Regions from separate parts of the Mus musculus genome. Here all the other regions are linked to region 1. The links are chromatin loops, found by intact Hi-C in ENCODE. Cell type or tissue: gastrocnemius. All regions are shown on one strand. Each heading gives the region's core, and the rest is flanking DNA. Links, peaks and the distances in the headings are about the cores only.

Evidence for each region. Hi-C counts contacts between places; a loop is a spot of excess contacts. Peaks named below come from ENCODE experiments on the same cell type or tissue, not always from the same donor. Only the 100,000 strongest peaks of a DNase experiment are listed, where the experiment ranks them.
Region 2: it touches region 1 in a loop (20-fold over the local background); 14 of 42 quality-filtered maps call a loop at or near these places.
Region 3: a loop joins it to region 1, with 13 times the contacts of the local background. A loop is called at or near these places in 17 of 42 quality-filtered maps.

Annotation. Positions count from the first base shown.
Region 1 is chr7:133,855,014-133,858,474 of GRCm38, forward strand. All of the region lies in intron 2 of Fank1 (fibronectin type 3 and ankyrin repeat domains 1), which reads left to right. Among named protein-coding and RNA genes, the nearest start is that of Gm51500, 77 kb to the right of the region's middle. In gastrocnemius, for the core only: no CTCF peak of the experiment used is centred there; a DNase peak (open chromatin) is centred at 1,459.
Region 2 is chr7:134,564,945-134,568,405 of GRCm38, forward strand. No RefSeq gene overlaps it. Among named protein-coding and RNA genes, the nearest start is that of Dock1, 100 kb to the right of the region's middle. In gastrocnemius, for the core only: a CTCF peak has its summit at 1,583 (motif pointing left); a DNase peak (open chromatin) is centred at 1,580.
Region 3 is chr7:134,347,698-134,351,158 of GRCm38, forward strand. D7Ertd443e (DNA segment, Chr 7, ERATO Doi 443, expressed) reads right to left here. Exons shown (of 9, transcript NM_001199941.1): 3 at 1,015-2,131. Among named protein-coding and RNA genes, the nearest start is that of D7Ertd443e, 15 kb to the right of the region's middle. In gastrocnemius, for the core only: a CTCF peak has its summit at 1,356; a DNase peak (open chromatin) is centred at 1,329.

The sequences.
Region 1 (3,461 bases), core at 462-2,961:
ATGACTTTAGCTTACATCAAAATTGACAAAAACAAAAACAAAAAAATTAGCCATCAAATCCCCAAGATTTTCTTTAATCATGTCACATGTTCTATTATGAAGGTGATTTCCTTCTAAACACATATATACATAATATAAAATGTATTGTGTGTGTGCATATGTGTGTGTGCATGTATATGTGCATGTGCAGGGATAGGTACCCATGGGGGCCAGAGGAGTGTGTTGAGTGCCCTGCTTTTTCATTTAGCCCCTATTCCACTGAAACAAGTTCTTTCATTAACACCCAGCTTGCCCTCTGGCAATGACCACCTGCTAAATTGACTGGACAGCAAACCCCAACTCTCCTCCTATCTCTCCCCACTCCAGTGCTGGCGTTGCAAGTGTGTGGGATCACAGCCAGCTTTCTTTCTTTTTTTAAAAAAAGATTTATTTATTTCATGTATGTGGGTATACTGTCGCTTCTTCAGATACAGCAGAAGATGGCACCAGATGCCCATTACAGGTGGTGGTGAGCCACCATATGGTTGCTGGGAATTGAACTTAGGACCTCTGGAAGAGCAGTTAGTGCTCTTTTTTTTTATTTTTTTTATTGGATATTTTCTTTATTTACATTTCAAATGTTGTCCCCTTCCCCGGTCCCCTCCCCCAAGCCCCCTGTCCTATCCCCCCTCTCCCTGCTTCTATGAGGGTGTTCCCCCAACCACCCACCCACTCCCACCCGCTGTCAGTGCTCCTAACCGCTGAGCCATCTCTCCAGGATCTGAACTCAGGCCCTGATGCTCTTTTTACCCACTGAACCATCCTTCTCATCTTTAATTATATTTAAGTATTTTTTAATGGAGGGAGAAAAAGACAGCCTTCTGCTTGTCTGACTTGGCCAGAGCATGGGGGAACTGTCCTGGCTATGTGCTTCTGCTGCTTCTTGGCCTGCCCTTTTCCTTCCTTTTTTCTTTCCTTCCTCTATTCTTTCTCCCTCTGCCTCCCCTCTCTTCTCTCTCTCTCTCTTCTGCTTCCCCTCTCCTCTCTCTCCTTCTCTCTCTCCCTCTCTCTCTCTTCTTCTTGTTCTTGTTCTTCTTGTTCTTCCTTCTTCTTCTTCTTCTTCTTCTTCTTCTTCTTCTTCTTCTTCTTCTTCTTCTTCTTCTTCCTCCTCCTCCTCCTCCTCCTCCTCCTCCTCCTCCTCCTCCTCGTTGTTGTTGTTGTTGTTGTTCTTCTTCTTCTTCTTTTTCTCCTTCTTCTCCCTCTCTCTCCTTGTTTCTTTCTTTGATACCAAGTGCCCAGGGTTCATCTAGACAGATACCAGCCACGTGCACCAGCCTCCAGCTGATACAGTGTCTGCGTCATTCAGTTGGCCCCAGAAGCCTGGCTGTGGTCTGGCCAGAGAACAGTCTGGGATAGCGGTCTGCCATCCAGAGCTGGTGGCATCATCTGCACACCCTGGCTCCAAGGGCCTTTTAGTGAAAGGTTTTATCCCTTGGAAAAGTGTGTGCATGTATCTGACCACTAGGTGGCAGGCTTGGACTGCAGCAGCCTCAACCTCATTCATCTTCCACCTCATTAGATCATTAAGGCAAATGCCTTCTTTACTAGGATGGTTATCTACTGCATGCTGGGCTGGTGGTACTGGGGCTTCCTCATGCCCTGGCAGTTTGGCTCTGGTCCATCAGCACTTTGTAGTCTGTATCACTGGAGTGATCTTTGGCTTGGGTTTCCCTTATACTTCTCAGAAGTACAGTTACCTAGTTTTGTGGGTTCCCCCTCTGCTCCCCTTCCTGAGGCCAGGGTATTCTGTTCTATTTCTGTCTGGTTCCTGTGTGTCCCACGCCCTGAACTACCCAGAATTTGCCAGTGAGATGAGTCTTTTTGCTCGTTGTCTCTTCTTTCTAACCTGAAGGTTGACTTGTTGTTTGTTTTTTTCACTCTCATTTGTCATATCATCTCAAGTGGGTCTTCTCTACATGGAAGGTGAAGGCTGCCATACAGTCTGACTCCTTAGGGTATTGTTTAATCATGTTCCACTGTGAAGGTTGTTCCCTTTTAAAGCTGTCCGTGTGTATGTGTGTGTGCACTCATGTGCATGTATGCACATATTTGTGTTGTCTGTTTCTTTGTGTGATATACATGGTGCATGTGTGTGTGTGTGCAGCTTGTCCACACCTGCTTGATTACCTCTTCTTTCTGAGCACAAACTGTCTCTGATGTAGGCACTTCCTGTCTTTTGAATATGCCTTGGCATCCTCTCTGTGTGTTTCTTGTTCTCTGTGCCCTTGTCCTGCCAGAGTAATATTCTGCATCAACTGTCTTGCTGTCTTACTGTTGCCCTTCCTTGCTGTGACAGTTGTCACCCTCTTGTGCTTTTTATTCACGTCATGTCATGTATTACTGAGTGCACATGACATTGCAAACAGTGTCCCAAAAGCCAGAAATATGGCACTGGAGTCAGATAGGAATTCCTCATGTTGAGAAAAACACCTGCTAAATGAGACATGCAAGTAAAAATGTATAGTGTGTCAGGGGTGCTAGGTCCTAAAGAAGAAAGAATGGGGCAGGTTAGGGGTCTGGGACCAGGATTAAGGGCCTGAAGCAAGTGTGGGGTACTGAAGGGGACTTTCCAGGCCAAAGCAGTGTCAAACAGGAAAGCTCATGGAGGAATGTGGAGAAGAGGTGTGAGCAGGTGGGGGTGTTGATGAGGTCGACAAGGTAGCAAGAGGTAAAGGTGTGGCTGTGACTTATCCAGAGAGCACTGGCTTTTACTAGAAAGAGGTTGGGGGGAGCAAGTGAAGTTGTTCGTCCAGAAGAGGCAGGGTCTACATGGTCTATGAGGGCCACTGTGGCTGCCTGAGATGAGGCTGTGGGAGGAGGGGCAGTAGGCAGCAGAGAGGATTAATCAGGAAGCTTGTGCCATAATTGAGGGGGGAGACAGAGGAGGAGTGTGTGAACTGTTTGGACACAGGATGCTTTTAGTGAAAGATTTAAAGCATTTGCAAGTGGATCCCGGTTCAGGCCTGTAATCCCAGGTACTTGGGAGGCCAAGACAGAGGAGGTCACTTGAGGCCAGGAGATGGGGACTAGCCTAGACAGATTTCCAAGGCTTCACCTCAAAAACCAAAGCAGAACACCTTAAAGTTTGCCAGTGTACTAGACCTCTATTAACTACAGGGTGTGAGTGAATGCCCTCAGGCAAGGGAGACTGTGTGTAGACTTGCATGTGCACACGTGCTCACACCACACCGTACCACACACTCACACACACACACACTCACAGGCATGCCCACCCATACCTTAGGGGACCAACCCTACCCAAACCATAGTGAGGACGCTCACTGAGCGATATAGTCTACCCATTCCTAAGAGTCACCTGCTCCAGTCTGAGCCATCCTTACTTTCTAGATTATAATTTTCAGCCCATGTAGTATTTCTGGACATTTATTCTGCTTGGTTTAGAGAGGTCACATTGTGGTGAG
Region 2 (3,461 bases), core at 300-2,799, 710 kb after region 1:
TCTGTGCTTCTTTGCCTAGAACATAGGCTCTGTCAGCGCAGGAGAAGAACCAAAGATGCTATAGAGATATTTCTTATTAAAGGACCAGGATGACAAGTTTCCAAATGTAAACTGTTTTTGTTTTGTTTTGTTTCTTGTAAGTAAAAAACATTTAGCTGTATTGCCTCCATTGGTGATCAGGACCAGCCTTTCATGGCCAACCTCAACATTCATGGTTACTTTTCTCAGTGTTAAGATCTCTTCCTCAAAAAAAGGGGGGCATCTCTTCCTCTTCAAAATCTATCTACTGGATAAATTGGGTCTGTTTTGGCCAGCCCACAAATAACTAAATGCCCATGTCCTCTGAAAGGAAAAGCATCAGCCCAGGACCCCCAAATCCAAGTTCTCAGTAAAAGGATATTTAGTCGCCCCAGGAGGCAGAGTGCAGGGATAAGGCACAAAAGCAGGAGATCGAACAAGAGAGAGAAGGGGAGGGAATAAAGGAGAGGGGAGAAAAGGAGAAAGGAAGAAAGGGATGAGGTGCTTGACCCAGAGTGAGACGAAGGGCTAGCTCTGGATAGAGGACCCAGACATGGCACATAGGAAAATGGCAGTTTATAAAGAGACAAGGGGAAACCCCATGTTAGGATAAGGTGTTTATTTTTGGTTGGATGTGTTAATTAGGTGAACCAAAGGGGCTTTTGATTGCTGGACTTCAACACTTTGATAGCTGGACCTTGATAGTCAGTTTGGTGAGAATATCAAACACACCATATGTCAACCCACATAAGGGATGGAGCACTGCCTGGTAGCCTGGCCTCTCCTGTCTCAGAACCAAGATACACACTACTGTCCAGCTTCAGCCATCCATGCCCTGCCTCCACTCTGGGATTCATTACAAAGGATGCTGCCCAGGCAGCATATGAAAATCATTGAACAAACTACAAACACACTGGCCCAGACTCGGCTGGGCTATCCCTTCTGTGAGGCCCAAATCACCTTGCATTTTCCAACATCACAATCTTGGTCAGAGGAATTTCAAGCCAGTTACATTTGGGCAGCTAGAGATAAAAGTAGTTTCCATTACATAATACAATCTTTCACTCCCCAATCCCAAGCCCTGGCTCCCCTTCCACTTGACTGAGCTACTGACTGGCACCTGAACACTGCATTTAACTAAACTCAGCAAGGGCCAGAAGGCAGAGGATTCGGCTCACAATTCCAAACCACCCACCAACCTTTCCCTGACACCACTTATTATATTTTAGTGTCGGAATCAATTGAACAGTGGGTTCTAAAGAGAACAACGGAATGCATTTGTGCTCTGGGAAAAGACAGCTTCAGCCATAGTCATCCATCACTGTAAGATACAAGGGGGAATGCCTTCAAGAGGCTCATTTTTTTTTTCAACTGCAATATGCCAGCAGAGCGCATACGGATTCCATAGCATGTAGAAACCACAGAGATTTATCCTCACAAAGCAGTGTCTGAGCCAAAGGAGACCGTAAATCTCAGAGAAACTACCTTCCTCTGTGGAGAAGGTGATGGGGCCATTTGTACCTCCAGGTACAAACCACATAAAGGTTAGAGTGCCCCCTGGTGGTAGCTGCATTTATTTGCCCTGTGCAATGCCTGCTTCTGTTCACTTCCTGGGAAGACCAAGGCACACTCCAGTCACACTCAGTGCACCCAAGCTAGATGTCCCAGGGAGTCCAGAAGTCCACAAAAGTACATGTGCCCAGTCCTAAAGAAGAGACTCTGAGATGAAAATCAAAGCAACTGACGTATGACGTAACACCAGGTGGAAATGTCAGGTATGCTCAGACACCGTTCCCTTGTGTCACACTGAGAATTGACATCTGGCAGACGAGGGAAGAGGACATGCAACGTTTTCATGGTTTACACCCCTGATCTGCTGAGAAAACACAATCAAGAAATTATCCAGGGCAAAGAATATAGACCTAGGAGTAAAGGGAGCTAAGGTAGGACATGGCATAGCCACTTGATGGTCAAATGACAAGGGTAGAGTCACACAGAGTCAGTCTACAGCTTGCCAATAAGTTCACTCAGCTATGAGTGTCCTGGTTATATTTGAACTCTGTTTAGTTTTGTCAACTTGACACAATTATCTAGAATTATCTGAGAATTATCTGAGAAGAGAGAACCACAACTGAAAATTGTGGTTCTCCATTCAGGAGGACATTTTGTTAATTAGTGATTATTCAAGAGGGTCTGGTCCATTGTGGATGGAGCCAACCCTAGGCCCTGGTATATATAAGGAGGCAGGATGAGCAGGTTAGAGTGAATAAGCCAGTAAGCAGCATTTCTTCATCTGCCTCCAGATACCCCTGCATGATGAAATACAAGCTGTAAGATGAAATAAATATTTTCCTTTCCAAGTTGCTTTTGGTCATAGTGTTTATCACAACAACAGAAAGAATAACTAAGGAAGATGGGAGCATAGCTGTAAAACAATAGCTAGCAAAAAGCAACATAAGGGAAGAAGGGTAAGTGTGGCTTACAGTTCAAGGGACCAGTCCATCATGGTGAGGGGAGCATGGCAGCAGAGCAGAAGATCAGCTGGCTCCGTTGTACCTACAGTTAGATAGGAAGTATTCCTAGGCTACAGAGCTTCCAGCAAGGCTCTGCCTCCCAAAGGTTTCACAATACTCCCACAGTTTGTTGCCAGCAGGGGACCAAGTTTTCAACCATATCAGCCTACAAGGCACATTTCACATTCAAGCCATAATGGGATCCCACCTTATGAAGTCAGTATTCCAACCAAGCAAAGCAGCATGGGAAAGGGCTCATTGCAGAGTCTCTTAGACAGCAGGCAGTCCCTACATGGGCATTGCACTGAGAGTGAACTGCAATGTACACTATTGTACAACCTTGATGTCGCTCGGTGAGACTGGAAGGTAACAGTCATTTTAAAATTACATTCATGTTATCAAACTCATGTCCTCTTTCCTCTGAGACCCCAAAATAAAGAGAGATAAAGATGAGCCATCGTATGCGCCCCTTATTTTTTTCTTTTCCAAACTTTCTGTCGTGGCTATTGTACTATTGCTATGAAGAGATACCATTGACAGAAGCAGCTGTTATAAAAGGAATTATTTAACTGGAGGCTTTCTTACAGTTTCAGAGGATTAGTCCACTATCATCATAGTAGGAAGCAGATAGGCGTGGTACCAGAGCAGTAGCTGAGAGCTTTATATCCTGATATGTAGGCAGCAGGCAAAGAGAGAGACACTAGACCTGGTGTGAGGTTTTGAAACCTTAAATGCACCCCCAAGGGACACACTTCCTCCAGCTAGGCCACACCTTCTAGTCCTTCTCAAACAGTTCCACCAACTGAACACCAAATTGTTCAAATCTATGAGCCTATGGGGGCCATTCGCACTCCCCTCCAACTCAGTGATCTCAATCTAAATTAACAGACTTCTAAACATGTTTTTGACAAATATCTTGTGGGTTTCCAG
Region 3 (3,461 bases), core at 300-2,799, 490 kb after region 1:
ATCTCTGAACATCCAATATATCTACACTTGTTAAAATTAATTACATCATTTAATACTTCCACATGCATTATAGTTTTTAAGTGTTTTACAGTCATTTTTATTAATAAATGCTAAATGGATAAGAAATTCATGCTATAAAATTACTATGCATATGCTGCGTTTTTAGTTTTACTATTATTTCTTTCAAATATTTTCCCCAAGTGGAAAGTCCATGACTCATAAACCAGTCAGTCTCACAGAAAGTACAACTGAGACAGAGACAGAGAAATCTGGGCTGCTTCCCTCCAAGACAGACTCGTTTCCTCTCCCGAAAGCCAAAGGGTCTCAGAGAAGCCCACCTGGGAAATTCTGTCTGGCCCTGAAATAGCAGAAATAGCAACAAAGCCCAGCCAGGATGCTCCAGACACAACCCAGGACACATGATTCCTTTTGCTGCTGATTGGTAAGGAACATTCCAACTTCCCAATTAGGAAACATGCTGTACTTACTACACACCTACACACACACACACACACACACACACACACACACACACACCATTATACAACTCAGGTGTAGTTTTTAAATGTTGATGCTAACACATTTATCAATGATAGGATTAAAAAGCAAAAACCTCAGATTCTAGAACTCTCAATAGTCATTGGACCCCTGAGAAGTTAAAAACAAAATCTGGGTGTGGGTGTCATTTTATTCTACTTATCCTGTTCTGGAATGTGGTGTGAGCATACTCTATTTCAGCTGTGGAAGCCACTGCTTGCTATGGGTTGCCTGTATGGCCTGGCACTGTTGTTGGGATAGGGATCTTGATGGAAGGTTTCTTGTTATCTACAAATCTGAGAACATCTGTCTAATCAGACAACAGCACTAATTTATGAACTGCTGACTTGGAGCAGAGATGACCAAATGCTCAATGTGATCGATCTACTGGGATGATGCTATACAGAAGAAATTCAGTAGCCCTCCCTTAGCTGGACACTGATATTGGATAACCTTCTGAGGTGAACATCTACTCACCAGCCCTGTAACTCCAGCCGGGAATATGGATGGAGAGTTGGTTGGTGTGGCTGCTACTGGTACATGTTGCATGGTCCTCTTTCTCCTTTCGTACTGGGACCTGGTTCCTTCCCACGTCTGCAAATTTGACATTTTCCAGTGGAGGGGAGCCAGTCCGAGGGCATGTGCCACTCCCCAAATGTACTGGCACCAATGCTGGGCTCTCCTTCCAGTGACCACCTTGTGGCTGGCCCCATTGTGGACCTAGGAGGTCCTGCTTTCCCTCCGAGAGTTCCTGTGATAGAGCTGTGCTGATTGGCTCTCCATTAGCTGAGCTGTCTACTCCATCTGCTGTTAACTGGTGGGAACTACAGCGGAGGCTGAGAGACAGGACAGACCTGTGCATTTTGGGGCTAGCAATTTGAGGTCGCTCAAGGGGAACAGAAAGAGACTTGTCCAAATAGTAAATGGCATTGGGACACTGCTGAGACACCCGGAAGTGGACACAAGAACTGAACACCAGTGGGACTTTTCTCGATGGTGAATTGTCTGAAGAAAAACTGTCCTCATTGTCATTCGTGTGGGTGACCCAGTAGTCCTGCCTTGCACTCAGCCTTGAGTGAGCCTGGAAAACCTTCATCCCCTCTACGGAGCCATTGCTGGGGGACTCTGTACAGGTGAAGGGTCTATTGTGCTGACAGAGATGGGCATCACCAGCCAGAACTGGGGGCTCTTGGAACAGAGCATCCTTGGCTTTGCACTTGGGACACAGTGGGTCCCTAAAAGTGTCCCATACCAAGCTGCTGGCTGGAGGGCCCACACGTCGGGCAGTAATGGTGATAGACGAGAAACCGCTGTGGGAACCTTTGCCTAGATTGTCCCCTGTAGACAGCGGTTCTGTCTCCAGTCCTTGATCATCTGATGGAGTCAAAATTCCCAGTCTGTCTGGAGATAAAGCAAATCGCCTGTGCATGCTCACTCCATCGCGCCTGGCCAAAGCTGGCTTTGTGGGACACAGCTGAGGCTGAGCAATGGCTTGTGGCAATATTGCTCCATTTTCCATAGATTTCTTTTCATCAATCAGCCGGGAAATGACCACAGGTGATATCATTCTTGTGTTCTGTGATGCCAGTGTCTCCTAGAAAATAGAAAAAATAAACAAAAAACCTCAATTATTCCAGCAGTTCATAGGAATGCAGGTAGTGAACTCTTACAGGTCATGGGGATACTCTATGAGGAGCATTGGTCCACGTTTAAATGATCAAGGAGTTCCATGCTTTCTAATTAGCAGTTCTTAAGCCCTTATGTAAATCACTACGTGTAGAATAAGGCACGTTGGGCCCCATTTTGGTTCTGGTTTGAGCCTCGAGGACAAACCCGAGCTTGGTTTGAGTTTTGAGGTCGGTCTCAGTCACTTCCGTTTCAGGGTGGCTCAGCAAGACCTGTTTGGCCCTGCCTCTGCACCCTCCATCACCCTTCCCCGCCTCCTATATCATCTTACCCCACCAAAAAAATCCCCCTTCCTATGCTCCAAACTTAAATAAGTGAGAGGCTGATGCCATAAAGTTGAGCTCCTGCTTTGACAAGATTCCTGGCTCACTGTGTTTCTTTTGGGCCATCGACACTCGCCATCCAGCTCAGCCCCAGAAAGACCCTGGCAGGACCGGGATCGCAAAGGCACTGTGATTTTTTTTTTTTTATCCATGCTTAACCAGATAAAGAATAAAAAGGATAATCTGTCTCTTCTTGTGTTTTCATGTATGTGTGATGAGTACTGCAGAAGGCTGACCCCAGGCCAGCACTCAATGTGACCACAGCCCAGCACTTAGTGTGACAGAGCCCTCTGGACCTTGTGCACAAAATTGCAGAGACTCTGAAATAATGATAGAAACTACAGCCTTGGAAGCCAAAAGGCATCGATAGGGTGCACAAGCATTCAAGAGCAGATCTCAAACCCTAGCGTACCTTAGAATCACCTAGAACATTGTGAGCACAGGTCTGAAATTCTGAGTGTGGACTGTTGAAGATGTTAGCCCACATGCATACACTAGCAACCCTGATGGAGGTGATTTAGGGAGTGTGAACAGAGTCACAGCTGGTCTGCTACCATCTCAAGAAAAAAGCATCTATAAAGGGTAGGCCTAGGTACCATGGAAGAAAGCTTGGGTTTGCCTTTCTCAAGATGTAAGAACAAGTATAGGATTTGTGTTTCCTTCATGGCAGATTTAATATTCATATATTTAAATAACTAAGTGTTCTCCTCTATCTGGACATGTGACTCTGCATACAACCCTGCAATGACACAAGCTAGATTCATTTGGGATAAGGGACTCTCTATTGAAAAAAAAAAAATGCCTCTGTAAGACTGGCCTATAGGCAAGTCCATAGTACCCTCTTTCTTGATTGATGATTGATATGGGAGAACCTTGCCGACTGTGAGAGATACAACCCCTAGGTTGGGATTCCTA